6 separate regions of the Mus musculus genome follow, and regions 2, 3, 4, 5 and 6 are each linked to region 1. The links are chromatin loops, found by intact Hi-C in ENCODE. Cell type or tissue: heart. All regions are shown on one strand.

Evidence for each region. Peaks named below come from ENCODE experiments on the same cell type or tissue, not always from the same donor. Only the 100,000 strongest peaks of a DNase experiment are listed, where the experiment ranks them.
Region 2: a loop joins it to region 1, with 2.4 times the contacts of the local background. A loop is called at or near these places in 5 of 42 quality-filtered maps.
Region 3: a loop joins it to region 1, with 7 times the contacts of the local background. A loop is called at or near these places in 6 of 42 quality-filtered maps.
Region 4: a loop joins it to region 1, with 4 times the contacts of the local background. A loop is called at or near these places in 2 of 42 quality-filtered maps.
Region 5: it touches region 1 in a loop (2.4-fold over the local background); 7 of 42 quality-filtered maps call a loop at or near these places.
Region 6: a loop joins it to region 1, with 8 times the contacts of the local background. A loop is called at or near these places in 24 of 42 quality-filtered maps.

The regions. Positions count from the first base shown.
Region 1 is chr4:59,184,448-59,189,447 of GRCm38, reverse strand. No RefSeq gene overlaps it. Among named protein-coding and RNA genes, the nearest start is that of Ugcg, 2.6 kb to the left of the region's middle. In heart, a CTCF peak has its summit at 1,958 (motif pointing right); DNase peaks (open chromatin) are centred at 17 and 117; H3K4me3 peaks cover 962 bases; H3K27ac peaks cover 981 bases.
Region 2 is chr4:59,566,938-59,571,937 of GRCm38, reverse strand. No RefSeq gene overlaps it. Among named protein-coding and RNA genes, the nearest start is that of Hsdl2, 12 kb to the left of the region's middle. In heart, a CTCF peak has its summit at 2,206 (motif pointing right); a DNase peak (open chromatin) is centred at 2,197.
Region 3 is chr4:59,121,232-59,126,231 of GRCm38, reverse strand. All of the region lies in intron 1 of Shoc1 (shortage in chiasmata 1), which reads left to right. The region is part of intron 2 of Gm35527 (a long non-coding RNA gene); the gene reads right to left. Among named protein-coding and RNA genes, the nearest start is that of Gm35527, 5.8 kb to the right of the region's middle. In heart, a CTCF peak has its summit at 2,481 (motif pointing left); no DNase peak of the experiment used is centred here.
Region 4 is chr4:58,983,008-58,988,007 of GRCm38, reverse strand. Ptgr1 (prostaglandin reductase 1) reads left to right here and starts at 930. Exons shown (of 10, transcript NM_025968.3): 1 at 930-970; 2 at 3,149-3,264. The coding sequence starts at 3,159. In heart, a CTCF peak has its summit at 2,720 (motif pointing left); DNase peaks (open chromatin) are centred at 897, 1,327 and 2,497; H3K4me3 peaks cover 1,471 bases; H3K27ac peaks cover 856 bases.
Region 5 is chr4:59,239,314-59,244,313 of GRCm38, reverse strand. No RefSeq gene overlaps it. Among named protein-coding and RNA genes, the nearest start is that of Gm12596, 18 kb to the left of the region's middle. In heart, a CTCF peak has its summit at 3,005 (motif pointing right); a DNase peak (open chromatin) is centred at 4,833; H3K27ac peaks cover 961 bases.
Region 6 is chr4:59,094,014-59,099,013 of GRCm38, reverse strand. Shoc1 (shortage in chiasmata 1) reads left to right here. Exons shown (of 28, transcript NM_001370843.1): 6 at 4,731-4,884. Among named protein-coding and RNA genes, the nearest start is that of Gm35527, 21 kb to the left of the region's middle. In heart, a CTCF peak has its summit at 2,449 (motif pointing left); a DNase peak (open chromatin) is centred at 2,453; H3K27me3 peaks cover 196 bases.

The DNA of each region.
Region 1 (5,000 bases):
TCGGCACCGCGCACCCCTTAGCGTGCGCGCGCTGGTGTGCTGCGAGCGCAGGCTGACCGCGCTGCGCGCTCTAGGCGGCCGTTGCCGCGCGCTCGGGCTCCCGTGGTCCAGACCCTTGGGCTGCCGCTGCCGCCGCCGCCGCCGCCGCCGCCGCCGCCGCCGTCGCCGTCGTCCCTTTCGCTCGCCGCGGCTCTGCGTTCTGGTCCGTGCTCTCTGCCGGCGTCCGAATCCCGGCACGATGCGGTCCGCCCTGCCCCGCCCTCTGGAGCCCGGTGCCCGTGCCCCCGCCCCCGGGGCGGCGCCCTCGCGCCTCGGTGCCGGCCCGCGCGCCCACGGGTGGAGCTGCCCCCGCGTGCTCGCCGCCCGGCAGCTACCAACCGCTGCCGCCGCCCGCGCCCGCGGTCCCCCCCCCCCCTGCACTGTCTCTAAGCAGCACGCGCCGCCTCTACACTTTATCTTGGCCAAATCCGGAGGAGCCAAGAGACTGTGTTATTTAAGGAATCCCCAAACTCAGAATTGGAAGAATCGCTTGATGCTGAATTCGCGCAAGATTGTGCGTTCTCTAGGGCAGCTGAGTGTAATTTGGCTAAGATGTAGCCAAGAGAGTTATGGAAATGTAGCTAGTTCGAGCAGTGCTAGGCTGTTAAGTGTTGCCAGTACACCGCTGACAAACCATCTCATTCATAAATCTTGTATTATTTGCTGGGATGATAGATTTTAGTCATACTGGGTTAAATTACGTTACTCCATTTTTAAAAAGCTGTTAAATGTTGCTATTACTAAAACGTTTAATTATGCATGTGCACGATACTGAAAATGGGGAAATGAAGGCTAGGCTGTGTGAGAAGCCTGTATGTAGCCCAGTTACTTCTGGGACTGAAGCAGGAGAATTACCTGAACTTGAACACACAGGTTCCAGGCCAGGCTGGGCAAATTCAATGAATCCCTGTGGTGGAAAAACAAGAGTATTCTAACTTTAAGTCGCAACTGGGAGAAGCTAGTAGTAAATGTTTCCATTTGTTTCTTCAGCCTGGATACATCTATATTGTTTACAATTGTTCTGTGTTTAAACTGTTTATTATTCAAGTTACTTTTAAAAAATAATCCAAAAATGACGGGCAGTGGTGACATACACCTTTAATCCCAGCACTTGGGAAGCAGAGACAGGCAGATTTCTGAGTTCGAGGCCAGCCTGGTCTACAGAGTTCCAGGACAGCCAGGGCTACACAGAGAAACTCTGTCTCGAAAAAAGAAAAAGGAAAAAAAAAAAATCCTTAAGGTTTGCAGTGTCCTTTGTTCTACTGGTGAAAAATCAGTGGGAAAGAACCATGCTTCGAAATTAATTTCCAGTTGTTGAGAGTTACTGGTTAATAGAGTTACAGCAGGATGGAATCCATACATAGAAATAATAGCACAGGGTTTTAAATGCCACGATTGTGATTAATCAATTCTAAGGCCCACTTTTAAAGCATTCTTAACACATTTTCAATAATCCATTATTTTCAAGAATCCAAAATGGAAATGCATCTCACACTCAGTGACATCTTACAAATAAAAATAATAGGCCAGGTTTCTTTTTCTTAAAATGTGTTTGCTAGTCATATACAAAACAATGCTGTGTGTTCTCAATACTTCCTTGAACTTGGTCAAGGATATGAATTTCTCAATTTGAGCATTTTGTAGCATTTTTCATTTTTTCCAAATCTTTCCTAGACCTTTACAGCAAAGGATTCCATGCAGTATGGTGGGTAACACAGAAAGGACAAAGAAAGTTGGTGTAACTGGGTATAAGTGAATAATGATCAACTTTGTTGCACTTCATCTGGTTAAATTTAGTCTGCTCAAACCTGGCTTTCCAACCAGAGCTCTAGGGGCTGGAAAGATGGCTGGCTCAGCTATTAGAGCACTTGTTAATCTTTCAAAAAGACCCTGGTAGGACGGACATGCAGTATCCATGGAGAACAGAAGAGGGCGTCTGATTCCCCCATCTGATTTCCCCAGAACTAGAGTTACAGATGGTTGTGAGTACCAAGTAGATCTTGCTTTGCACAGGTTTGGAAGATCAGCCAGTGCCCTTAACCGTTGAGCCATCCCTCCAGCACAAGGAAAATATCATCTTTAAAGAAATTTCTCATTCACCAATCTAAAAAGTCAACATACTTTATAATGTCAACATTGATACTCTGAGAATGGCAAAGTAAAAAACAAAAGATTCCAGCGATTGCCAATTGTTGTGTATGATCCACGTGGTCGATGACATACACTTGTCATGGATGGGAAAGTACACCAAGAGTGAATGTTAGTACTAAGTGTGACTTTGGGTGGTAACGATGTGCTGCTTCATTGATTGTAACAAATGTGTCACACGAGTGTGTGATTTTGACAGTAGAGAAGTCCTGGAGAGGGATATAGTGGGATGTGTGGGAAAGCAGGATTTTCTGCTCAGTTTGGCTGTGAACTTAAAACTACTCTAAAAGACATTTTAAAATAGTGAATGCTCCACACACATATGCTATGTAGTATACTATATAAACATATGTATTAAATATATTCAAATAGGTAACTCACATCATGTCTCATGACTTAGGTATTATGAATTATGTAAATATATGTAACAGGAAATGCTGTGAAAGTCTGAACTAAGATCAATGAGATCCACTAACTCTACCTTGTAAGCACTAAAATATTTTGTTCAGTGCATAAATGAACTATTCTACATTGACAAAAGCCACAAATAAGTTTGCTCAGAATTCTTCTTTGTTCTTAAGTTTTTAAAAAGTATTTTTTAAAAAGAGAAAAAGACATCAATCATCTCCCTCGTCCCTCCCACAAAATTAATTCAGAGAAGTGAGTAAAGATATACAAGCCCTAGAGGTATAGCTCAGGGTCAGATCACCTGCTTGGCAGTCTCAAGGCCTTTAGTCTAATCCCAGCATGGACTCAAAGGACTGATGTGTGACTTTGCCTGGTCAAACAGGGACGACCATCAGAAAACCCACCTGTGGATAAACAGCACTCATTGCATTCCAGCGCTCACTGACTACATCTCCTATCTTTGTCAGCATTGTTTTTTTTTTTCTTTTAATATTTCAATAAACATCCTTAAAATCACAGTTCAGAGCTGGGACTGTGGTGCACGCTTGTAACCCTTGTATTTGAGAGTCAGAGGCAGGAAGATGGTGAGAGGCTGACCTGGGTTACACTCAGTCAAACCTGGTCTTCAAAAACCAACCCTAAAGAATGGTAGCAGTAATTGGTTCCTTACTGTTACTGTTTTAAGACGTCTGTTGTGAATTTTCATCCTTAGAAAAGCTTTCCAAACTTACGTGCGGAAAAATTACTTCCTAGACACTGAGTACATTTGAAGTTTCATTTGAAGTTTCAAAAACGTATGTTGTTCAAATGAAGTTTTCAAAAACAGAAAAAAAATACTGATTCTACTTGACAAGAGAAATTATATATATATATTCTAATTGGAATTAGAAAAGTGGTGTATGTTGGTGCAGCTGGGGTGATTAGCATACCTTTGTTTGGTCCTTTGATAAACCGCTGGTTGTTTAGTGGGTGTGGTCTAGGGGAGTGCCCACAGGTCACTGGAGTTCAAATCCTGTTCAGCTCCTCTGCTCTTATCTGAACACCAAGCTAAAAACTGCTTTATTTTACTTACTTTTAAAGTTTTCATATTTGATCTTACAATGTATTTTGCTAACCCACAGTTTGCTAGGTCAGAACTTTAATATGTGTTCTTTACTGCTTAGTTACGTCTCCTATTTCCTACACATGTATTGGTATTTTCCTAAGTTAGTTTGAGCAGAAAACACTTTTCAAAAATTGTGTGTGTGTGTGTGTGTGTGTGTGTGTGTGTGTGTGTGTGTGGTGTGTGGTATGTGGTGTGTGTGTATGTGTGTGTGTATGTGTGTGTGTGGTGTGTGTGTGGTGTGTGTGTGTGTGTGTGTGTGGTGTGTGTGTGTGTGTGTGTGTGTGTGTACAAGAGTGTGCTTGTTTGTGTCAGTGTTTGTGGAGGGGCTGGATGTTAACATCTGGTGTTTTCTTCAGTCACCCTTGTTTGGTTTTGGACCCCAGGACAAGGGACTAAGGTATATATTTTACAGGTCAAAGCAAACCTGGCTTTCAGGTTCTCCCAGCATCCCCTAGTCCCTACTTGGCACACCCTGCCCCCAATCCTATACTTTCCAGCCTGCCAGCTGGGCTGCCCTTCCCCCAGAGGCTCTTCCCTATATAATCCAGACATTTTGGTTTCCTCTCCCTCCTCTCTCTTCTTCTCCTACTCTTCTTTCTCTGTTTGGGTGCTCTCTCCCTAATTCCCATGGTGACTTCCCTGGCCTCCTTCCTTGGGGCCAGTAACTTGCCGGAGAGCAGCTTCCCAATAAACCTGCATTTAATATAATCTAATGTGCCTTGAATATATTCATTCACCAGCAGAGAAACAGTTTATCATCTTTTCCATCTTATTGATTGATTGATTGAGAGACAAGGTCTCTCACTGAACCTGAAGATTACAGTGTTAGATAGACGGCGGGTGGTCCTCCCGTGTTCAAACCCCTGGTCATCCTCACCCGGCACTGGGCTTATAGACCCTAACTGCTGCTGCCAGAGTTTCACCTAAGTTTTAAGGATCTGAATTCAAGTCCTCAGGGCCCTTCACCCGCTCAGCCATCTCCCCAGCTCCTGGTCTTGACCCACTGGCCATCGTGCTTCAACTTTTGGAGTTACCAGGATTACAGCCATAAGCTACTATACCTGGTGCAAGAAAGCACTCTTGAGAGACAGCAGCACACTCTTGATCCTTCTACCCGTTGCTTGCTCTCTAAAGTGAGTATATTGAAATGAATTAATTGAATCAATTATTGTTTGGCAAACAATATTATATACGTATTAGTTTTAACATTTTAAATGCAGTGAAATATATTGACAGAGACACTAAGATGCATTGGCAATTCAAACATTGTGGTCTTTCTTTTTAGCATTTCATTCATTTC
Region 2 (5,000 bases), 380 kb before region 1:
TCCCACCCTCACACTCCATAGGGAAAAAAAATAGTGTATAATCTATTAAAACCGTAAATGTGGGCCGGGCGATGGTGGTGCACACCTTTAATCCCAGCACTTGGGAGGCAGAGACAGGCGGATTTCTGAGTTCGAGGCCAGCCTGGTCTACAAAGTGAGTTCCAGGACAGCCAAGACTATACAGAACCCTGTCTTGAAAAACCAAAAAAAAAAAAAAAAAAAAAAAAAAAAAGCCCTAAATGTAAGAACTAGAATGAAGTTCTGAGAAGAAAACCCAGAGGTAAACATTCAGAGCCTTGCCTTCTGCAATGACTGTTTTGATTCAGCAGCAGAAGCCCAAGCAAGAGAGATAAAAGGTATTGGGGTCCAGCAGATTAGAACTTCATAGGCAGAGGGGCCTCTAGTTATAGGACTGTCTACCTGCTCCCTGCCCCTTACCTGGTACTCCATAAATCTATTTTCTCCCTCCCAAGTGCCCTCCTTCCCAGTTTTTATGTGTGTGTTGTATGTTCTTACATGGATGGGGGTATAATTATGTAGTGCACATGTGTTTGCATTCATCTGGGGGGCTAGGGGTTGTTGCCCTTGAGACAGTCTCTCAATCAAACCCAGAGCTCACCAAAAGATATGGCTTAGGCTTACTAGCCAGTTTGCCTGGGAAACGGAGGCTGAAATTACAAGCAGGTACCACACCTGAGGTCTTTGAACAACTTTTTTCAGCCACTCTCAAAGTATTTTGTGCTTCAAAAGATGCTATCAAGAAATGGAAAGACGACTGGGCACGGTGGGACACGGCTGCACTCCGAGCACTAGAGAAGAGGAGGTAGGCGGATCAGGAGGAACTCAGGGCCATTCTTGACTTCACAGTGAGTTTGGTACCAGCCTGGTTACATGAGAACCCCATCTAGAAAAGAAGAAAAACAAAGTGGTAGAGCGATCTATAGAGCACCCAACCAGATCTAACATCTTCTAAATGATAAAGAACTAGTATCTAGCATTTATTTTTTTTTTTAAAGATTTATTTATTTATTATATGTAAGTACATTGTAGCTGTCTTCAGACACTCCAGAAGAGGGAATCAGATCTCGTTACAGATGGTTGTGAGCCACCATGTGGTTGCTGGGATTTGAACTCTGGACCTTCGGAAGAGCAATCGGGTGCTCTTACCCACTGAGCCATCTCACCAGCCCGTATCTAGCATTTATGAAAAACTCACAACATAGCAAGAAAGATAACTGGCCAGAGAGTTTTAAATGGACAAAGTGGGCTACCGAAATGACTCTGTGGGTAAAAGCGCTTGCAAAGCCTGAGTAGCTGAGTTTAAATGCGCTCGGTGGAAGGGGAGAACTGGGCTTCTCCAAGTTGTAGCCACTGTGGCACACAGGTGCATGCATGTAGTTTTAAAAAAGTGATCAAAGAAGAGCTGGAGCCATGCCTCAGTGGTTAGAACACTGGCAGCTCTTCCAGAGGCCTCAGATTCGTTCCCAGCACCCATACGGCAGCTCACAACAGTCTATAATGCCTGTTTCAGAGGTCCTCTTCTGGCTCTGTGAGCAGCGATGCATGCATTGTGCACAGACATACACATAAAAATAAAGCTAAATTTTTAAGTTGAAAAAAAAAATATCAATGATCTAGAAACACCCAGCCTGGTTCTACAGAGTGAGTTCCAGGACATCCAGGGCTACACAGAAAACCCTGTCTCAAAAAACCAAAAAACAAACAAACAAACAAACAAACCAAAAACCAAAAAAAAAAAAAAAAAATCTAGAAACACTTGGAGGCTGAGGCAAGAGGATCGTTTGAGTGCAAAAGTATGATTTATGATTTCAGACTAAGCCACTCAGGGACACTCCATCTCCAGAAACAAAAGAAAAAACCTCCATAGGATCTGAATAGAAAATTCTTCCCCAAAGACAAGCAAACAGTCAACACGCAGACAGGGAAACGCACAGCAGCATTAATGCAACCAAATACCATGAATTTACCTCACTTTGTAGCCACAGAATGGCTAAAATCAAAACGATAGAAAATAACCAATGTTCAGGGGTTAGAGAAATTGGAACCCTCAGACATTGCAGCAAGGAATGTAAAACTGTGCAAGAAGCATTAGGAAGCAGTTTCACAATCTCAAATAACGGCCTCACCAGCTCCAGGACGTCCATGCACACACCAAAGAGAAATGAAAGCAAACAGTCCAAACTACCACCAGGTGGCGGTGTTTCTTTAAAATTCAAGTTTGCCCACCAGAAAAATGTTAGCATCGCGATAGACAACTATAATTTGAGCTAAGGCAAAAAATACGAGGTTCCCTATAGAGCTGCCATCAAGAAGAATACATATAGATAAAAAAAATCTTTAAAGAAAACTGTTTTGAGAAAACAAAATATGTTATATAGAATGTATAATGTAATGATCATTTAAATCCCTAAAAGAAATGTATTGGCCTGGAGCGCTCAATGTTCCTGCTTCTCCCTCTCAAGAGCTAAGATTACAGATACTGCACCTAGATAATAATACTTTGTATTTAAACGCTCCCCCATCTGGTGGCTAACAACCACCTGTAATTCCAGACTCATGCGATCTAAAGCCCTCCTCTTCTGGACTCCATGGGTACCTTCATATGCTTAAACACACACACACTAAAATTGTTTTGAATTTTTTAAAATTTTAATTAAAAAATAAATCTTTTAAAAAGAAAAAAAATTAACTGTATGTTATGACCAAGGGCAGATATTTTCAGTGACTTTAGGAGAGTCAAGGGTCTCTTGAAAATGTTCGTTTTCTTCTCACACAAGATAGGTCGCTTTGCCCCAGAGTCGCCTTCTGAGAAATCCCTGGAGTTTTCCGAGTGTAGCAATTGCTTCTGTTATGGTACCAACCTTCCATATAGGATTCCTGTGTCTCCTCTTGTTTGCTTCATTACTGTCAGGGGTTATGCGATGTTGTAGGATATCCTCATCCCTGTACTGTCATTTGTATTTCCCTGGTGATGATGTGTAATCCCAAAGGCAAGGGAGAGAGCACCCTCTTCTAATACTGGCCTTTATATTATCATTACGTTTTTCATCTCTTTAAAGCAGAGGGAAGACTTTATATCAACTACACTGTATCAAAACATAGTTTTGTTCTTTTTTTTTTTTTTTTTTTTTTTTAATGTTTAAGATAGGGTCTTTTTATGTAGCCCTGGCTGGCCTGGAACTCACACTTCTTCCATGTCAGCCTTCCAAATTCTGGGGCTACAGGCATGGACTAGCAAGCCCACTTCTGGTTTTGTTTTGCTGAGTGTATTACAGAGCTCTTTCCATGTTTATACCCAAAAAAAACCTACCTTAACCGTGTGTGTGTGTGTGTGTGTGTGTGTGTACATCATGTGTACTTGACTGTGGATGTGTGTGCTCTGGGTGAGTGTGTAAAAGTCAGAGGATGACTTCAACTTTGTGGACTTAGTTCTCTACCCAACCTTTAAGGGAGTTTCAAGGATCAAACTTAGATAGCCATGCCTCTCTGTGACAAGCACCTTTGCCTGCTGAACTTTCTTATCAATTCCCTACCTTAACTGTTTAAAAGCAGTTTATAGTCTGTCTTCATCTGAGTGTGTTCCAAATTAATGTAATCCTTTGTATCTGCGGTGAAACACAAATTTAAGACATTTAGGTATTTTCAGACTTGTCTCTATGATAAAGTGTTGCCATAAAAAATATTTGGACATGTGTGTACTCTTGCTCAGCACCCCTATTTCTCTACCATATATTTCTGAAAGTAAAACTGTTTGCTCGATGGATAATCACATGTATATTTTTCATGACACAGCTAATAACTGACAGCAAGATTTCCCAACCTTAATGGTTGGCCTTTGTGGTTAAATAATTCTTGTGTAGAAGGCTATTGTGGGCGTTATATAATAAGTTCAATAACTTCCTGGTCTGTAATCTATAGATGCCAATAGCACCCTTTGCCAGTTTATCCACTTACTATAGTAAAACACACCTAACATAAAGTCTACCACTCTAACCTATTTTACAAGGAGAGCTAGCTGAGCAGCACTAGATACATGACACTGTTGTGTAACTTTGCCTCATCCATTGCCAGTTCTGAGTTTGAACAGCCAAAAACTGTCCCTTAAAATTGCTGAAAATCTCCAGAGGGCAAGTTGTTGTGATGGTTTGCAACACCACGGAGAAAAATCTAGAGTGCAAATGTCATGAACGGCAGTAGCAACAGCCTGCAAAACAAAGGCTGAGGAGGTTAAAGGAAAAACAACAACACGCTGTCCAGGATCTCAGTGTCTCTCCTACAAAGAAAAGACATGGCTATGGAGAACATTATCAAAAGCGGGTTGTGGTGATCCATGCCTGTAATTCACTGATTGGGGGGCTAAGTCAAGAAGGTAGTGAGTTTCAGGCAAGCCCTGGACTCCAAGTAAGATTCGAGCTCATAAAAAAACAAACAGAAGTTTGCTTTTTTTGTTGTTTTTTGAGAACACAAAAACGTGAGAGAATAGATAGCAACTATAAAGGGAAGATAATGCATGCAGGGCTTTTTTTTTTTTTTTTCTTTTTTCTTTTTTTTCGAGACAGGATTTCTCTGTAGCCTTGGCTGTCCTGGAACTCACTTTGTAGACCAGGCTGGCCTCGAACTCAGAAATCTGCCTGCCTCTGCCTCCCAAGTGCTGGGATTAAAGGCATGTGCCACCACGCCCTGCAGGTCTTATTTTTGAGGTCCAGGCTAGCCTTAAATTGATGGCAGCTTTCTGAGTACTGGGACTGCAGGCATGAACCATTTCTTGGCTGCAATATGTGTGAGTACAGATATATTAAACATATACATTGATCTTTAGTGTGTAGATTTTAAGTGGATTACTGGATCATAGGGTGCTTCAAGTTCTAGTTATCCATAGGCTTAGATTTTTTTAAAAACCTACTTTAATAAGGGTTCTCAAATGCTTTGACTCTCCTTTCTATCTAGCTCACTGTCCAAAGGTAGGGAGAAAAGATTTG
Region 3 (5,000 bases), 63 kb after region 1:
GTCTTCCACATTGGACAGATATGATATAGGATACTCTGGATATCTGAGGCATTTGTTATAACCTACTCTAGCTTGAGATTCCAAGTTTACAGACTTGAGAGATGGCTCAGCACTTGCTGCTCTTGAATAGGGCTAGGACTCAGTTCCCAGTACCTACATGGCATCTCACAACTGTAATCCCAGTTCTGGGGAACCGGGGAACTTTATCTGGCCTCCTTGGCATGTATAGGATACACAGAGATGCCTGTAAGCAAAACTCAAAACGCATAAGCAATGTTTTAAAAATTATAGGTTTCACTGGAGATGATCCTTGGTATTTCTCAAAAATATTTTTAGATTTATTATTGTTAATGTGTATGAGCGTTTTGCACGCATCTGAGTATGCACACTACATGCTTGCTTGTTACCTGTGGAGGTCAGAAGGCCTTCATGCTTATTGCCTGTTGGATTCCCTAGAAGTGGAGTTACAGAGGGTTGTGAGTCACCATGTGGCTGCTGGGGACAGAACTCAGGTCCTCTGCAACAACAACAGATGTTCTTAACCACTGAGCCATGTCTCTAGCCCTTGTTTATCTTTGAGACAGGGTCTTTGCAGCATAGCCCAGGCTGACCTTGAATTTATAATCTTCCTCCCTCAGCTTTCTGAACGCCGGCATTACAGGTAAATTTACAAGTCTAGCTGCTGCTGGTGCACACAGAGGCAGGCAGAGGCAAGTTATATAGTCCATTTCTTTCTTTATTTCTTTTTAAAAGATTTTTAAAATTATTTATTTCATATATGTGAGTGCATTGTTGATCTCTTCAGACATACCAGAAAAGGGTACTGGATCCCACTACAGATGGTTTGAGCCACATGTGGTTGCTAGGAATTGAACTCAGGACATCTGGAAGAGCAGTCAGTGCTCTTAACCACTGAGTTATCTCTCCAGCCCCATACTCAGCATTATTAAAGTAGATAATTACTACTGTAAGAGAGCTGTGGCTACAGTCACATTAGCATGAAAAAAAAACTCTGCAGGTGCAGAAGAGAAACTTAATGTTTCATATTGGTGTACTTATCTTCCCATCAAATGCAAGAAATCAAGTATGTAAGCCTAGTTTTTCTTTCGTTGTTTTTTCAGCATTCAACTTTGTAGGCATGGTGACCTCTCTCACTTGGTCAACTCCTCAGTTTTTGGACTATGAGCCATCTCACATGATGCTGTTCCTTTTATGTGCATGGAAGAATTCATGTAAGCTTAGATTCTGACCAGGTTAGAAACTTTACCCATACATTTGACTTGAGAGTATAACTCAGGAGCATATTGGCTGGATTAAATAAAATAATTGGGTCACTATTTCCTTGTGACAAATGGAAAATCAGACTACAACTTAACATTTCCTTGAGTAATATTCCCCTAAAATGACTCCCATTTTATTGCTCAGTGAAATTAGGGGATTTTCCCAAAATTACATAGATATAATACATAAGCCTTATATCCAGTAAGGTATCATCATTCACTCACAGATTCACCCATCAACTATTGTGATTGCATTTATCTATTATTTATTTATTTATTTAGGGTGTGGTATGTATCAGTGTGGGGGCACTTGTGTGAAGACAAGCAGACAACTGGGAGGGAGTCTTTTCTTTCCTTCTATTCTCCAGGTCCTAAGTATTGAACTCAGGTCATCAGGTTGGCAGCAAGTGCCTTTACTCACTGAACCTGCCTGGCCCTCAGAAATTCTTTTAAGCACATATTATATGCAGGAACTATGCTAATTGGTGAGAGCTGTCAAGTGACTAGGGAGATTGCACCTTTACATAAAACCAGTCATTCCTTGAGGAAGTTAGTGTCAGAAGACTATGGAAAGTATAACAAGGAAATGATGACATGCTTTCAACAGATAAGTTGTAGAGATACAAAAGAATAATTGATTAGATAACTAATATTGCATGAGATTAACAATGCCTTTGGGAAATCTAGCCATTTAGAACAGACACACACACAAAAATCACAGTACCACTGTATACCTAATAAAAAGTGAGTCAGTGAGCTGGAGAGATGGCTCAGCAGATAAGAGCACTGACTGCTCTTCCAGATGTCCTGAGTTCAATTCCCAGCAACTACATGGCTCACAACCATCTGTAATGGGATCTGATGTGATCTTCTGTTGTGTCTGAAGAGAGCAATAGTGTGCTCACATATATCTATAAATAATGAATAAATAAATCTTTTTTTAAAAAGTGAGTCAGCTTAAAAAGTAAATAAAACGAATTGCTAGACTTATACTATTATTTATTTATTTACTTATTTACTTGCTTCCTTACTTATTTAGACAGGTTCTCTCTCTATGCAGCTTGGCTGTCCCTGGAACCTGATATATAGAAATGGACTGTATAGGGCTGAAAAGATGGCTCAGCAGTTAAGAGCACTGACTGCTCTTCCAGATGTCCTGAGTTCAATTCCATTTGTAATGGGATCCAGTGCCCTCTTCTGGTGTGTCTGAAGACAGGGACAGTGTACTCATATACATAAAATAAATAAATATTTTTTTTAAAATGCTGAATATGTTGTGGTAAAATATTTCTTCTTGGTCTACTGATACAAAACAGTTCCTTCAGGATGATCAAAAGATAGTATAAGAAGCCACACCTATACATTAGTTTTCTGAGACAATAAATCACTTGTGTAACACACTTATGCAATGTACTTTTCATTCCATATATCCAGATTTTCTGCACCATCTGGTTTGAGCTGATATGCAATTCTGTCTCAAGAAGACTATTTGCCATATTCATGCCATGCTCACCTAGCAAGTATGTGCTCGTGCCTGTGGAACATTTTATACACATTAATATCCAGGGAAGAACACTGAAAACCAACATTTAACAGAAATGCAAAAATAAATTGTTACTTGAAAAGGTTTTTTTTTTTTTTTTAGAAGAAATGAATTAACTTTTTGTCTCAGTGATTACCTTGGGAAAAGCATAAAGATAATTAAGGCATGGCGCATGAACCATGATCTCAGGAAGATTGTGGTCTGACGGGTGAGGCAGACATGAGCAAAATAATTATTATTGTGTTCTTTTCTTTTTTAAATAAAGCACTGTCCAACAGCCTTGAGAGAAGGAAAATCTGAGAACTGTTCAGAGAGTGGCCAGTGGTTGAGAGTTCCATAGTGACTAGGGCTGCTGTATGCTAAGGATGTCAGACTATGCTGTAGGTGATGAGCTCCGGAGAGCTTCAGCACAGAGGTGAGACCTCCATTAGTTATACTAAAATAGCATCCTGGCAGCAATGCTTAGACTTTTCTGTATGAATGTAAAAAAAACAAAACAAAAAAAAACACAAAACAAAAAGCAAAAAACAAAACCAGAGAAACTTCCTCATGGCCACATGGAATGTGAATGAAAACATTCACATGATTACAATGGAGTTTCTCCTTTCCCCCCTCCCACGATGATTCTTGGGCTTTATATTCAAGAATGTGTCTGAACTGGTTTTATTTACATTTAGATTTACAATAACAATGGTGCAAGAATGATGAAATAGAATTTACAGAGAAATGTAATTGTTTAGGCTAGAGATATGGTGCTGGGGTTGAACTGACTCAGCCCCCACATCAGCCAGCTTACAACTGCCTGACTCTAACTAGAGGAGGATCATACGATCTCTAACCTCTAGAGGCACCTGCACTCACGTGCATGCCTGCACACACACACACACACACACACACACACACACATGCATGTATGCATGCATGCCTACAAACACACTTTTTTTTTTTTTGGTTTTTTGAGACAGGGTTTCACTGTATAGCCCTGGCTGTTCTAGAACTCAGAAATCCGCCTGCCTCTGCCTCCCGAGTGCTGAGATTAAAGGTAAAGGTGTGCGCCACCACGCCTGGCTACAAACACACTTAGAAGTAAAAGAAATAAAAGAAATTGCTAAAAAAGTTTCAAGTATTTAAAATAATGATTGAGTTACATCAATTACAGTAGGGGAAAAAGTGATTCAGAGAAGGTAAATTTTCCTGACGCTAGATAAGGAAAATCCCCTGTAGTAATTGATGAAATGTATAGAGAAAGTATACATAGCAGACACACGGCGGACTAGAAGCAAACACTCCTTTTGGATGACGTGTGGCCTGATTAAGATGGATAGTAAAGTCAGACTACCTGGGTTTAAAATTCAGTATCATACTTTCTAGCTAAACTTGGACAAGATACTTAAGCATCCAATGCCCATTTACAAACTGGTGCTCATCATATATTATGTAGGACTCAAGTGTTGCCAAGTGTTTAGAATAAACCAAGTTCTAAATAAAACTCAGCACTTGAAAGTCATTAGCATGGCAGAGATTGCTATATATTTCCCAACACCTGGTCTCTTCCTTATATTAACAGAAACTCCCAATTGTAACTGGGTAGGTAACCATCTGGCAGGAACACTTCCTCAAAAGACAACTGGACATCTACAAACTTCTCAAAATTTATAAGTATGAAATTAAAAGTTAGGGCGGATACAGAGTAACAAGAACTGTCACTTCTCAAAACATGTTGACATTTATGAGCAAATTCAGAAAAATTCTCTAAATTTATAGTTTAGAGAAATGTACAAGAATACTAGGCTACACATTCAAGAATATCAATGGGAGCATAATCGATAATAGCCCTGGATTACAATAAATGTAGACGACTGAGGCAGGAGAATCATAGGTTGAGGCCAGCCTGGGCTACATAGTAAAGTTTTATCCTAAAGGTGAGAGCAGTAGCAGAAAGGAAGAGGGAAGGTGGGGCGGGGGAGGGAAGAGAAAGGAGGAAGGGATAGGGGAGAGGAAGAGAAGAAGGTGGGTTGGTTGGTCAGTTTTGTCTTTTGTCTTTAATGTTTCTGTCCAAGGCCAGTTGTCTTAGGGCCTGTACTGAGCAGGATTTCACAGCAGGGGGTTGTGTGAGTAACGTTTTCCCTTTCACTGCTGGAAAAAGAAGGGACTGGACTAGGTTCCAACATCTCTCC
Region 4 (5,000 bases), 200 kb after region 1:
AGGTTCCCTATGGGGATCAGAAACTCCAAGATAAAAGGTCAAGGTCGCCTAAGGAGAAGGTGGTGGTGGTGGGGGGGGGGGGGGTTCTGAGCCCATCACCTCAAGCAAGATTGTTCAACGAATGTTTGTGACTTAAGAGTTTTTTTGTTTTTTTGTTTTTGTTTTTTTTTTTTAATGAACTGGGTGCTCTCTCTGCCGTGAGCCTGAGCAACGGTCCTCAGGAAGCCTCCCTAACGTTTCCTTTACAGAAGGGCGGTCTTTAGGACAGAGTAAACCAGCTTGCACCCCACCCCCTTCCATAGTTAAGCTTAGGTGCAAATTATATTCTTTGAGCGCTGTGACTTAGGCATTGCCCGGGAGCATAGATTTCTAAATGTTCTGCTTACATCCTTACATCGAAAGCAAGTGTTTTCCCTCACCATTAATAAACTAGCTGTCTTTGGGACTTAACCTGAACGGGATTCTTGATCTGGGGACACCAGGCTGCTGGAAGCAAGCAATGCAGACTCCATCTCCCCACTGCCACAACTACATTTTATTTCACCTTATTCTTTACGAAATATATTTTTAGATGCCATGACTGCACACCTTCTTTGTTAAGGTTTCAGAGAACCTAGCACCGGCCTCACGACAGGAAGTAGTCAGCAGCAGCAGCTGGCTTAACTAATGCTGGCCAGAGGTGGTAGGATTTTTCCTGAATTAACTGTGTAGTAGTTTCTTGTTTTCTTTGCTTCTGATGCAAACATAAATTGTGAACTTAAGCAAAAAAGAAAAAAAATATTTAAACACACACACACACCCCTCCCAATGTCCCTTCCCTGCTGTGTGTGGGCAGAAGCTCCAAAGCTTCCAGAAGTTGCCCCTCCCTGGAGAAGCCCCGCCCTCACCGACCGCCCAGTATAAGTCAAGTCCTGGGCGCTTTGCGAAGCATTCAGAGCGGTCTCCCGGGAAGGAGTTTCTGTGAGCTTGTGTAAGTAGACTCTACACTACTCTATTTGAGCCCTCTCTTTTCTCTCTTCCCTCCTCCAACCCCTTCTTTCTCCCCGCCGAGCATCTAGAGCCTGGTTGAGCAAGTGAGCACGGCAGGCACCCCCAATCCACCCCACCGGTACTCGGCGACTCCTGGGTTCTGCACTTAGGAAGTTAGGGAGGCCGGGGTCGTCTCGCGGTCCTGCACGCCCTTGAAGAGATTGAGACCCGCACTAGGAATAGGGCAAAGTCTGGCTGCCTGTTCCGTTGTGGGTGCATGGAGCGCGACTGCCAGCACCCAGGAAGGCCTGGGCAACAGAGTTTGCAGGATTGCCAAACTGATTCAAAAGAGAAGACAGGGGTGGGGATTTGCGCATGCGCAGTGAAAGCTACACTTGCAAGTCAGGCCATGTACGGAGAGGACCCTTTGCAAGGGGGACCTACTAGACCTGTGGCGACTTCAGAAGGACCAGGCGCTGCCTTTTTGGAAAAAGAGACGGAATTATGTATTCTTAAAACACAAGGGAAACCCGCCTGTGAAATAGATGTCTCCGCGTGTGAAAGTGCTTATCACACAAGTCCCATGACTTGAGTTCGATCCCTGAAACCACGGGTGGAAGGCGGGAACCCACTCCTGAAGTCGCTTTAGGCTCTCGGTGACACGCAAGCGCCCTCACCCACACACCTGCATCATGTACACACGAACTAGTAATAACAGTAAACTAGATTAAACCTGAGCGAGCATGCCTGTTATATCTTGGCATGTAGAAGCAAGAGGATGGAAGGTTCCAAGATAGCTTCTGCTATAGTGAGTTCAAGGCCAGCCTTGGCTACACAGACGGGCGCTGTAATCAGAAAAACAAGTTGAGCTGGGCAGTGGTGGCACATCCTTTAGTCCCAGCACTTGGGAGGCAGAGGCAGGCGGATTTCTGAGTTCGAGGCCAGCTTGGTCTACAGAGTGAATTCCAGGACAGCCAAGGCTATACAGAAAAACTCTGTCTCAGAAAAACTAAACCAAACCAAAACAAAAATCTAAGAAAAAGAAAAACAAGTTGAACTCATGAATATGGGGTGAAATGATAGTTATTAGAGGCTGAAAAGGGCTAAAAGTATTTGTGAAAGGGTACAGAAACATGAGTGTGGCTCTTTAAACAATAATGATATATAATAATAATAATAATAGTTCAAACCAAGCAGATTATTTCTCATGAAAATAGAAGCTAAAGAAGGCGATGGGTATGTTAGGCACTCTACATTGCAGACACTGTGTCCTATCAAGGTAAGTTTAAATTTGTCAATTAAAAAAAAATCTTACTTTGCAGGGCAGGTGACATGGAGGCTGGAGAGATGACTCAGACGTTAAGATCACTTGTATAGGGTTCGGTTCCGATTACCAGGCCACATAATGGTTCTCATGAAGCTCGGATTGTAAGATCACTAAGGCCAGCCTGGGTTTCGAGAACCCACGTTGCAAACAGCTACAAGCCAATAGGAAGGAAGGGTAGGGCTTTGGATTGGCTCTCCACCCTATGTCCAGGGTGAACTAACTGGTTAGCCTTGATTGCTTATCTGAAGAATTCACTGGGGTCCCACGTGATGATGGGTTGGTCTGGGTTTCTAACCCTTGAAAGCACTAGCTCCTTTGTCTGTTGGTTTTGCCTGGAGGCAAGATGAAACCAAATAATTGATTTCCACCTTGGAGCCAAAACCAGAGAAAATTAGATGGAGCCGCTGCGCCCCCTAGTGGCTATGAGGTCCATGCTTCTGTAGGAAAAAGACAAAACAAACCTGTGGTCTTTGGTTCTCTGTATTTGAGGCTTTCCTGAGGAGTCACAGCAGGAGAGGTGAGGAACTGCAGGACTTTGCACGTCCATTAGTTGTTTAATGTTCTAGAGAAATTCCAGCATGGCCCGGACAGAATTTTCCAGGTTACATTTTTCTTTGCTTTGAGTGTTTGTTTTAGCCTGTTTCCGCATCTACACACCTGAGTCTTGACAGGAAAATCATGGGAATAAAATGAGATCAGACACGTGAAGTGCTTAGCATAATGCCAGAAAGTTCTCAATGAATGTAATAGAATGATAATATGCTAAATGATAATAGGGCTATGTTTCCCAGCTTCAGTGCTATGCCCAGGGGCTCTAAGATGGTCATTGAGTCCACGTTTACCATGTTCTAGGTATACCAGGATGGTGCAGGCCAAGAGCTGGACCCTGAAGAAGCACTTCGAAGGCTTCCCTACGGACGGTAACTTCGAGTTGAAGACGACTGAGCTCCCACCCTTAAATAATGGAGGTAAGGGAGATCTTAGTGGGGGCTGCAACAGTTTGCATCTGCTGCAGAAAAGAGAGTCCCGCCATTTGACTTCAGACAATAGTTTTTTTTTTTTTAATTAGTTTACAGTTCTCTGTGTTAGCAGTTTGACTAGTATAAAAGTCTCATTGTCATTCTAAGGATAGCAGGCTTCCTGCGGCTCAGGCTGCCGTTCCGGGAGGCCAGATTGGGTTCCTTCCCTGCAGTGTGGTTCTGTGGTGGATCTAGAACAGCCTGGGGTTGGCAAACTCCAAAGTTTGAGAACTTTTCAAGCTTCTACTTATAGTACTTTTCTTAAAAATCCCATAGATCTAAGTAAGTTGTCCAGATTTAAAGGCTGGCAAATTCCTTTTTTTCTTTTTCTTTCTTTCTTTTTTGTTTCTATCTATCTATCTATCTATCTATCTATCTATCTATCTATCTATCTATCTATTTTGGCTACCTCTTCCTCGCCATGATCTGAGGTAACCACTGGGCTACATTCACAGCCCACAGATTTCTTGACCGGAAGGCCAGGACACAGTGGTGGGAGGTATCCGTGTCCATTTTGCAATCTGCCACATAAATCTTTTTAGTTTTTTTTTTCTTTCTTTCTTTGAAGCTTTAATGTGCCCTGTCCCCAGGTAGGAAGTTTCTTTGATGCAGCTCATACCTGGGTATACCTGGGTACCTTAACCTTCATGGCTTTGACAGAGGAGGAAGTCTCCTGTGTCCCTGCAAGTCTGATGGTGACAGTGAGTTGAGCAGTTGTGCCCTGCCAGAGACCAGACTATGAGGGCTGTCTGTGGGGTGCCGCAGTGAGCAAGCCTTTGAGAACAGGATGCAGGCGCTGTTCATGCCAGAGTCACTGTCCAAGTTTAAGGTGCAGTGGCCAAAACTTGGATCCAGAGTTTCAGAAAATACACAGTTGGAAGTCACTCTAACAAAGGCCCATCTTCTTTGGTATTCCTTGAGGTAGGTAATAAAACACGATGTTTCCTGGTTAGTTTTTCTGTCACGTTGACAGGAGCTAGAGTTATCTGGGAAGAAGAACCTCAGCTAAGGAAAATGGCTTTGTCAAGTTGCCTGTAGGCAAGTCTTAGACATTTTCTCTAGAACATTCTGGAAGGACAGGTCATAGAGGAGGGCTCAGCTCACTTTAGGCAGTGACATCCCTGCAGAGGTGATGGTATAGAGAAGAAAGCGGACTGAATAAGTCATGAGAGTAAGCCAGTAAGCAGGGTTCCTTTATGGCCTCTGCTTCAACTCCTGCCTCCAGGTTCCTTCCTGGAGTCCCTACCCTGATGTCCCTTTATAATGGACTGTGATGGGGTGTGTAAGGGGACACAAACCCTTCCTTTTCCAAGTTGGTTTTGATCATGGTCTTTATCACAATAGTAGAAAGCCAATTAAGACACTACATGAACACTGTCCTGAGGTAGTTACTAATGTGGCCTTGAGTAAGTTACTCACCTTGACCTTAAATAGGATGGGCCAATAGTTGAAAACAGCAAACAAATGGATCCCTCTAAAATAATAAAAGTAGCATTATCATCGTCACCATCAACAGCTGGGCTGCTCCGAATGGAAAGTCCTTCTTATCGTCAGTAGAGAGCACGGGTGGGGAGCTGGACGTGAAGCTCTTGGTAAGAGCGTTTCTCTCACATGCACAAGGCTCTGGAGTCCATTGGCAGCACGGTAGGTTTAATTATGAATGGTATCTTCTGCCCCTAAGCAGA
Region 5 (5,000 bases), 55 kb before region 1:
GAATGGTTAAGTTTGAGGTTCCGTTTGGGTGTAGCACTTCAGTGAAGACATTGAAGTCAGCTAGAGAGACTGAGAACTCCTGAATTGGAAGTAGGTAAGACCGAGTGTGTGAGTCTCTATGGCAGAGTGACACCTTCCTCCCAGCCAGAGGGCAGGCCTTGACATCTACAGCCCTTTCTGCACCAGTGAGGGCACCTGAATTTCAAAAGTACCCTGTGAAACTAGGAGGTAGCCTAATATCTTGTTTCTGCTGATGGACTAGAATACCACAGTAGGGATGCTAATGAACTATTACAGCATAGTAGGGCTAACACAAGGAGTGTTGGGCCTTCCAGCATCATCTGTGGAAAATGACACGGGTCTGCTGTTGCTGCTGTAGTGACATGACCTTGAAGTTGGTGATTTTTTTTTCTTTACAGGTCTGGAGGTTTGAAGTTGGAGATGAGGCGTGCAGGACTAGAGGTTGGGGCTGAATGGCTCTCCTCATGGAGGCCACGAGGATTGTCCTGTCTTGTCCTTTTCCAGCTCAGCAGCCCCCTGCTTTTCTTGTTTCTTGGACATTTGTCTCCGTCTTCAAAATAAGAAGACCGCATCTTCTGTCTCTTTTCCTTGCTTAAAGGACCTGTGGGGTTGTATTGGGCGCTCTTGAGTTAAACAAAACCCCCCACACACAAAACAAAACAGTATATGGTCTTACGTAAAGCCTTTATTTAGCTGGCTTAATTCCATCTGTGACCCTAATTCTTCTTTGTTATATGATATGACATCTTCACATCTCCTCCTTATTAGAAGGTTAGAATGTGTTCTCTTAGTTGGGGTGTGGGGTGTTATCCTGCCTAACATTTAGGGAGATTTTGTTTCAATGTAACAAGGCAAAAAGATGATTATCTTTATTTTCTTGTATTTTTTTTTTATCAAGTAGAAAGATTTTTGTGTCCAAAAGAGAAGGATCAACCCTGGTTAAAATCAAACTTCAAAACTGAATAAAGAGGCCAAGCACGCCAACAGGCAGCATGCAGATGAAGGTGGTTCTCGGCAAATTCCAGGCCATCTTCCACTAGCTTAGTTTATTCAGCTAGTTCCAGGATAGCTAGGTAGGGGTGTGTGTGTGTGTATGTGTGTGAGAGAGAGAGAGAGAGAGAGAGTGTGTGTGTGTGTGTGTGTGTGTGTGAGAGAGTATGTGTGTGTGTGAGAGAGTATGTGTGTGTATGTGTGTGTGTGTGTGTGTGTGTGTATGTGTGTGTGTGTATGAGAGAGAGTGTGTGTATGTGTGTGTGTGAGTGTGTGTGTATGTGTGGTGTGTGTGTATGAGAGAGAGAGAGAGAGAGAGAGAGAAAGTGTGTGTGCTTAGCTATACAGACAGGTGCAGAACCACAGGATTAAGTTTGGCTGTACTCCTCAAACACCTTCTGTTTGGTTTGAGATTTTGAGGCAAGGTCTCTAAACTACCTATTCTGGCTGATCTGGCTGACCACTAAGAGCACGGGGCACACATGTCTACCTTCCCAGCACCAAGGCTATAGGTGCACATCCGAATCATCAGGCCCAGATTTTTCTGTGGGGATCCAGGCTCAGACCCTCGTGTATATCATTACTTGCTGTTCCCCCCCACCCAGAACCTGGGTTACTGTCTTAAAGGAGTTTGGTATGACTGCATCACTAACCTATAATAACCTCCACAAGCTTTGCTGGGGCAGAGATCGCCCATGAATCACCTGTACATTATCAGTGGTGTGTTGCAATCGACGCATGCTCCATCACATGAGCTGATTGTGCACATACATCTCTTTCCAACTCCATGTTCAATGATGCCATATTGGTAGTTTGGAATCCTCCATGTTGGCAGTAGTACTTTATAGAAATCAGGAGACAGTGTAAACCAGGGCCTTCCCCCTGGGCTGTTAAACATTTACCACCACAGCATTGCCTGCTCTGCAAGTATCTAGTACAGTGCCAAGACACAGCAGGTACTAGATAAATGTTTGCTCAGGAAATAATAACTTGAATAAGACAGGAAACAAAGTCTTCTACAATAAAATTGAGATTAAATACAGATATACTAGCTGGGTGGTAGCACAAAATAATTTTAGGAAAGAGGGGGGGAGGGGGAGGGAGAGAGAGAGGGAGAGGGAGAGAGAGAGAGAGAGAGAGAGAGAGAGAGAGAGAGAGAGAGATTCATTATCAAGTCAGAGAGGAGAATTTTCTAAGGGTGGACACAGAGTCTGGTCTTGAGAATTTTGCACAATTCTTTGCCTTCGTGAGAGAATGAATGTATTGTGTCCTATGAAAAAGTCTTCACCACCTGAATGACGAATGAAATTAAGCCAGATGAAATCTCACAGGCACAAGTATGAAGTCCTGTTCTAGGACTGAATAGGAATGAAACCAGCACAGGTTGTAAGGATAGAGGGACGCAGGGATGAGGGTGTAGCCTGGCTGCATGAGTGTGACAGACACAGGTGAAGAAGCTCAGAGCACAATGTGCAAGTGCCCACAGATGAACGTCTGGGGGGAGTGACCAGATGCAGAACCTACTGTGTGGGGCCAACTAGAACAAGTTGTGAATGCTTTCTCTGGAGAAAGGAGGACTTTAAGGAACACCCTATCGACACCAAGTATTGTGTCATCTAGACAGGGCCATGACCATACCCAACTTTAGGGGGCCCTTGAGGAGAGCAACAGCCAGAGAAGCGTTTAGTTGGCATTCGGAAAGCAGCGCCCCTGTGAATGGGAGGAGCTCCCAGGAACTGTATGTATCTCAGGAGGCATCTCAGGACTCCTGAAAAGAAGTTCCTTAAGCTTGGATGGATTGAAGCAGAGGTGGATTGTCAAGTGCCCTGGCTGTGCAATGGGAGATTCTTGAAACGGAAAAACTGCAGGAGGGCTTGTTATGCTTTGTGGGTGACTAACAGACTTGCAACTATTTAAAAATTATTTTTATGTTTATTTTATGTGAGTGTGTGCCTGCATGTATGTATATGTAGTACCCATGGAGGCCAGAAGAGGGAGTCCCATCCCCTGCAACTAGAGCTAGAGATGGTTGTGAGTCACCCCATATGGGTGTTGGGAACTGAAACCCAGGACCTCTGCAAGATCAGCGAGTGTTCTTAATCACTGAGGGATCTTTCCAGCCTTCCACCCCACGCCCTGAACTTCCAACTCGGAAGTTCCCTAATCTCAGGAATGGCAATAATCACTCAGGGGGCTCATGCTTGTGCCAAGTATTGAGTTAGGTGCTTCACATGGCTGGCTGAGGCTAAGGTTCAAAACAATGTGTCAAAGTGCATATTGTTATCCTTAACTTAGAGGTGAAGAAATGGAGACTCGGAGATTAATTGTTCATAGTCATCCAGAAATGGGGATAGGGTTTGTGCTTGGAAACACGTGACTCCTGGATGCTTCTGGAGCACTGTGGGAGGGGGGACTGACGATTCTCCCCCTCTCCCAGTGTTGTTAGCAGTACGGTGCCAGTCAATATCAGACCCACACTCAAGGAGACTTGTGGGAAGAGGCAGGCTGGGAAGGAGATAGAGCCATAGCGTCCGATGCTGTCTGGTGAGTGGTGGGTATCTCACCCACCAAGTCCGTCATACCCTTTGAGCTTTGATGCTAGGATTGAAGATCTCCTCTAGGATCTAGGGTGGATCCTCTGTAGGATTAGAATATTACTCTGCTCCATCCCTTGGACTGTCGTCAGAAATTCACAGTCCTCTCAGGAGAATGACACTCCCGAAGAATAGACACTTAACCGGGCCTGCCTCTTTAGATGAAAGGAGGTGAGCCGGAGTCCGTCTTACCCCACCACCATGATGATGTGACTTGGTCCTGATGTTGACTCTGCGGATGCATAACCACCCCCAGGATTGCTCACGCGGAGTCACTGTCAGAGCAGGTTTCCTGGGAGCAGCAGGGGAGCTGACGTAGGAATCATGATCTTTGAATCACCCATTTATTACATAACTAATCGGTACCACAGAGCTTGGGTGTTCACTGTATGGCGCCATAGGCTGGGGCCACACCTCTTCATTGCTGGAATAGCTTGCCTGGCTGGCTCCCGAAGCATTTAAAGATACTGGCTTACCTGCAAGAACTAGTGTCTTCCCTCTTGCCTAAGATGGCCATTTCCTACCTGCTGGTAATGTCTCTCTACAGTGTGAGAATGTGCTTGTGGGCTAGTGTCGTACAATGAGAAATTCCTTTGGATTTCTCTGGAGCCACCCTTACTGACAATGCCTCATACACCTAGAACCACCCTCTGCCCATTATCAGAGGGCGAACTCCTCTTATCCCTTCTTATCCCATTGCACAGTGCACCCTCTACCTGCATGAGATGCCTGCCCTTTTCTCTAGGACCCTGTTACTAAATGTCATCTTTCTGAACATCTGGCAGGTATGGGTTGATGGTACGTCATGGAAAGGCTGAGGGAGGCTGGCTCTCTGAATCACAAACCCAAGGGCTGAGGAGGAAGCCTGCACTGGGCTCCTGTCCTCTACTGTCACAGAGACAAGCGAGTTCTAAAGCCCCTCTTACTACAGAATTTGCTTCTGCCTGTGACAGTAGCTGGAGACAGTTCCCGATGGTGCATTATGCTCTGGGGTTTCAAGTTCGACAGTATTAAATGCCTCTACGACCAGGGTAACCTGAGAGATGGCCTTTTAATCACTTCTTGCTCAATGTCTCATATTACATAGTCACAGAACTCCCAGCCTAGGTCTTTGTCAGATGGGCTGAACAATTGGTGAATAGTTCGAGTGCTTAACCTGCAATCCGTAAGAGTCGGGAGGCGTTCTCTGTGGCGTTCTATTGGGAAAATGAGAGGAGAGCTGACAGGGGAGATACCGCCTCTTTACTCATTCTCAACCGAGACAGGCTTGCTGGCTGGAACATGAGTCATCTCCTGTCACCTGATGTAGAGAATTCCAAAGAACTCTACTTCCTCATTATGTCATTGGTTCTGGACACTCCAGGGAGAAGAATTAAAAAAAAAAAAAAAAACAAA
Region 6 (5,000 bases), 90 kb after region 1:
GGTCTTACCTAATATATGTGAGATGGAGTTGTGGTCATACTATGCCAAGAAGTACACCAGATTTTAAAAAGTTATTGTCAGTATTATCTAAAATTATGTCTTATCCAAACTACTTTCCAAATCTCCTCTCTAGCTGGCCGAGTTTTTCAAAGATTGCTGAGAACTGTCTTGTATTATGATGGCTAGTCTGTGTTTAATATCAAAACTTGAAAGTCTGTTATATAATCATTCCTGCTATTTAAGAAATGCTATAGCCAGGAGTGCTGTAAATCCTTAAATCTAGCACCTTTAATTCCAGAGTTCAAGGCCAGTCTGGTCTACATAGTGAGTTCCAGGATAGCCAGGGCTACATAGAGAAACCATGACTCAAAACAAAACAAAACAAAACAAAACAAAACAAAACCATGACTCAAAACCAAACCAAACCAAACCAAACCAAATCAAACCAAACCAAACCAAACCTATAGCTAGGTTACTTTACTGCTGTTTTATGTTATGTGATATAGTTTGGGGAAAGTTGTCATTGAGGCTTGAGGGTAGATTATGGTTTTAGCTTTCTTTTATAATTTGTTTTTCTTGATCTATTATCAAAACTTCTTGTAAAATTTTGTGGAGATGAAAGATATACTTATATTACATTACATGTGTATATGGGGATAGTTATAAAAAACCAACAGGCTACACACATGGAGCTGTTATTATTTCATGGCAACTACAAGCCATTTTTGGATAAAAGCAATTAACTAGGAGAAAATAATACTTAACTTATTTTCATTTGTGTCCTGTATCATAGATTTCACTTTATTATCTTTGTAATCTATTTTTTGTAGTTATCTATTGTCTTAGTTTGGGTTTCTTGTCCTGAAAAGAGGAATTCTTATAAAGGAAACTGTTTAATTGGGGCTGGCTTACAGGTTCAGAGATTCAGTCTGTTATCATCATGGCAGGAAGCATGGCAGCATGCAGGCAGACATGGTGCTGGAGGAGCCATAGTTCTACATCTTGATCCGAAAGCAGCAGCAAGAAGCTGTCTTCTGCAGGCATCCAGTAGGAGGGTCTCTTCTACACTGGGCAGAGCATTTCTAGTTATTTCACTGAGGTTAATCTTGGAGATATAAATATTTCACTGATTTTGTTCTTAGCTTTAGCACTGCTGGCATAGTGTAAAAATAACTTATTCGTGCCAGCCTTGTTGTCACTGGGTACACATAAACCAGTGTGATGAGGAAAATGTATGTTTTACATCCTTAAAAGCTATTAGTGTGTATTGGCTATTTATATATTTTCTTTTGTAAAGTGATTTTATTTTCTACTGGCATCTAAAAATATGTAAACACACCAATAATTCCAAATGCATTTAACTTTATTCTGATTAGTTCTGCTGATGTTTTCCTTTATTGATTCTAGCACTGAATTTGTGCTTAGAAAAATGTTCTTTTTTTTTTTTATGGTTTCTTTTGTTTTTAATTACAAAATGTTCTTTTATTATATAACTTTTCCATTGTTTAAGGATTTGTTTGTTTTGAGACAGGGTCTCTCTATGTAGCCATTACTGATCTAGAACTCACTTTGTAGAGCAGGCTGACTTTAAACTCACAGAAATCTACCTGACTCCTGGGTATTGGGATTTTTAAGTGTGTGCCATGGCACCCTACTAATTTTTAAATATATTATGTAATTGTATTTCAGGTTTTTTTATGTTTAGGACTAGGGACATTTTTTAATGTTTAAGCACTTTGGTATTTGTTCCAGTATCATTTAGCTAAGAGTCCTTCCCACTATTAGAGATGATGCTTCTATTAAATGCTAAGTTCTGACCCACTCCAGTTGAATTCTGGGTTGTCTACGGTTTTGTCTATTGTGTTAATGTCACCTAATCAGCTCTTATATACCTGTGACATATGCCATCTGTCTCTTGGTTTTTCCCCTGACTTCTTCGTGTATTTGTCGAGATTTAGTTTGTAGTCATTTTCCCCAAAAGTTCTAAATAACAACTGTTCGGAAATCAGTGTTAGATCCTTGAAAAATGTTCTGGTTAGTTTTCCTGGCTAGGGGACGAGGAATGTCTTGCCTTTTATTTAATATTTAATATGGGTTGTTGTTGTTGTTTAAGATACTCACCGGTTTCCACTAAGAAATGATTACTGTTGTATACACACATGTTAAGGAACTCACCCTGTTTTTGTCTGCTTAACTTGGGTTTCTTAGGTGGGCAGGAGTGACTCTAGTAAAGTTTCCTGTTACCAAGCCTCTTTTTTCTGCTTCTTTCATAACTAGCCACCTTGCATTTCCTGCTTATCATTTGTCTACAATAGAGTAATACACTGTGAGCACACATGCTTGCTGTAGAGTAAGAACTCCATGTGATACACTACCACTGTACTTGTGTAAGGAAGCCACCATTCCCATGAAAACAGCCTTTGTCTAACAGCATTGGTTGTGGAGATTTGCTGACCTCTAGTGGCTGCATCAAAAATGGTGGTTTAATTGAAGGGACTGAAAGGGTATAGGGATGCCAAGTGACATAAAATGTCCCCTTGCAGCACATATATCTAAATGTGGCTTTATTTGGGGTGACAAGCTCAGAGCTTGTGAGTAACAAGGAAATGGAATATAAACCAATGCCGTTTCACTCTTTTTTAATATTTAAATATTTTTATTACGTATTTTCCTCAATTATATTTCCAATGCTACCCCAAAAGTCCCCCATACCCTCCCCCCCCCACTCCCCTACCCACCCATTCCCACTTTTTGGCCCCAGGGGGAAAATTCCTGAATAGAACAGCAATGGCTTGTGCTGTAAGATCAAGAATTGACAAATGGGACCTCATGAAACTGCAAAGCTTCTGTAAGGCAAAAGACACCGTCAATAAGACAAAAAGGCCACCAACAGATTGGGAAAGGATCTTTACCTATCCTAAATCAGATAGGGGACTAATATCCAATATATATAAAGAACTCAAGAAGGTGGACTCCAGAAAATCAAATAACCCCATTAAAAAATGGGGCTCAGAGCTAAACAAAGAATTCTCACCTGAGGAATACCGAATGGCTGAGAAGCACCTGAAAAAATGCTCAGCATCCTTAATCATCAGAGAAATGCAAATCAAAACAACCCTGAGATTCCATCTCACACCAGTCAGAATGGCTAAGATCAAAAATTCAGGTGACAGCAGATGCTGGCGAGGATGTGGAGAAAGAGGAACACTCCTCCATTGTTGGTGGGATTGCAGGCTTGTACAACCACTCTGGAAATCATTCTGGCCGTTCCTCAAAAAATTGGACATAGTACTCCCGGAGGATCCCGCAATACCTCTTCTGGGTATATATCCAGAAGACGTTCCAACTGGTAAGAAGGACACATGCTCCACTATGTTCAGAGCAGCCTTATTTATAATAGCCAGAAGCTGGAAAGAACCCAGATGCCCTCAACAGAGGAATGGATACAAAAAATGTGGTACATTTACGCAATGGAGTACTACTCAGCTATTAAAAGGAATGAATTTATGAAATTCCTAGGCAAATGGTTGGACCTGGAGGGCATCATCCTGAGTGAGGTAACACAATCACAAAAGAACTCAAATGATATGTACTCACTGATAAGTGGATATTAGCCTAGAAACTTAGTATACCCGAGATATAAGATACAATTTGTCGTTTCACTCTTAACATGACTTCGTTGGTTTTGCAGAATGGGTGGATGGCACCAATAAACCACCCTTAATTTTCTCAAATAAGCCCTGAGATTGACAGGAACTGAAATGACTTGATGGTCACCTAAGAGGCTGGTTTATTTCAAAAGTTCTTTGACACATGTATTTGGCACAGGCAAGGGATGCTTCCAGCTGCTTGTCTTCTGTCAGATATTGATGAGGCACATGCATATCACTCAGGCCATGAGAGACATCACTGCCTGAAAACTACATACTGTTCCCTCCTGAATCTGAGAGACTTGTCCATTCTCCACACTCAAGGAGGCTTTCATGATGGAGATGCTGGCTTTCTGAGTGCTTCTTTCTCTAAGCATACATTTTCCTTCCTTTCTCTTTTCACTGAGAAATTTACTGAAGAAGGGGGCCAGTTTAGTGTTCCTATCCAAAACTTAGAAACTCATACAAGCAGCCAAGCTTCTAAAGTAACCCAAACATTGAAGGTTAAAATAGAAAGGAAATTGTACATCTCTGGTTAATATTACCATGGTGTTTTTAATATGTAAAGTACATCATATTTCCCAAGTAGATATTCTAGTATATAGATTTTCACTATAACTAACTGTGAATCAGCATTGTATTGGTAGCTTTATAATGATGGAGTCAGTGATTTCATATGTATGCTTTTTAGATCATATCTATTTACTGTATGTCCTTACAGATTAAATGATGCAGAGAACAGAAAGCCAGACTCAGTCAGAGTCCAGTATTTTTATTTCTTTAAACTTTTGGTACTGTTTTGAAGAAGAGAATACTTCCCTTGATTGATTAAGTCCGTCTTTGTTGATAAAGTATATGTCACTATTATGCAACTGTTTCAGAACATTTGTCTTTGTTTCCATATGCTAAATAATACTACATTTTATTGAGATTTTCCTTTTGTCTGGGTACCACATTCTGTGTTTTATATACATAGTATAATAGGGAACTTAATGATTTCAGTGTGTTTGAAAAATCTGTTAATATTTAACATCTAGATCTCTGGTATAACTATTAGATTTTTTATTTATTTCTTTTCAGGATTGCTTATTGATGAGGAAATGATTTTTATGAATAAAGCAATGGACAACCATCTACCAACTGTGAATGGTCTCCTGAGCAGACTGAAGCTCTATCTGGTGAAGGATCCATTTTTAGATTTCAAAGAAGAGCTCTCTGGAAAGGATAATTTCACGTATGTCATTCCCAGTGCTGTAACTGCTTTGGTAGCAGAGAACAGTCTTTGTGTGGCCACAGGGTTAGATGCTGTTGGTGAGGGTTCCAGTGCTTCATCTCAACTTACACGAGAGT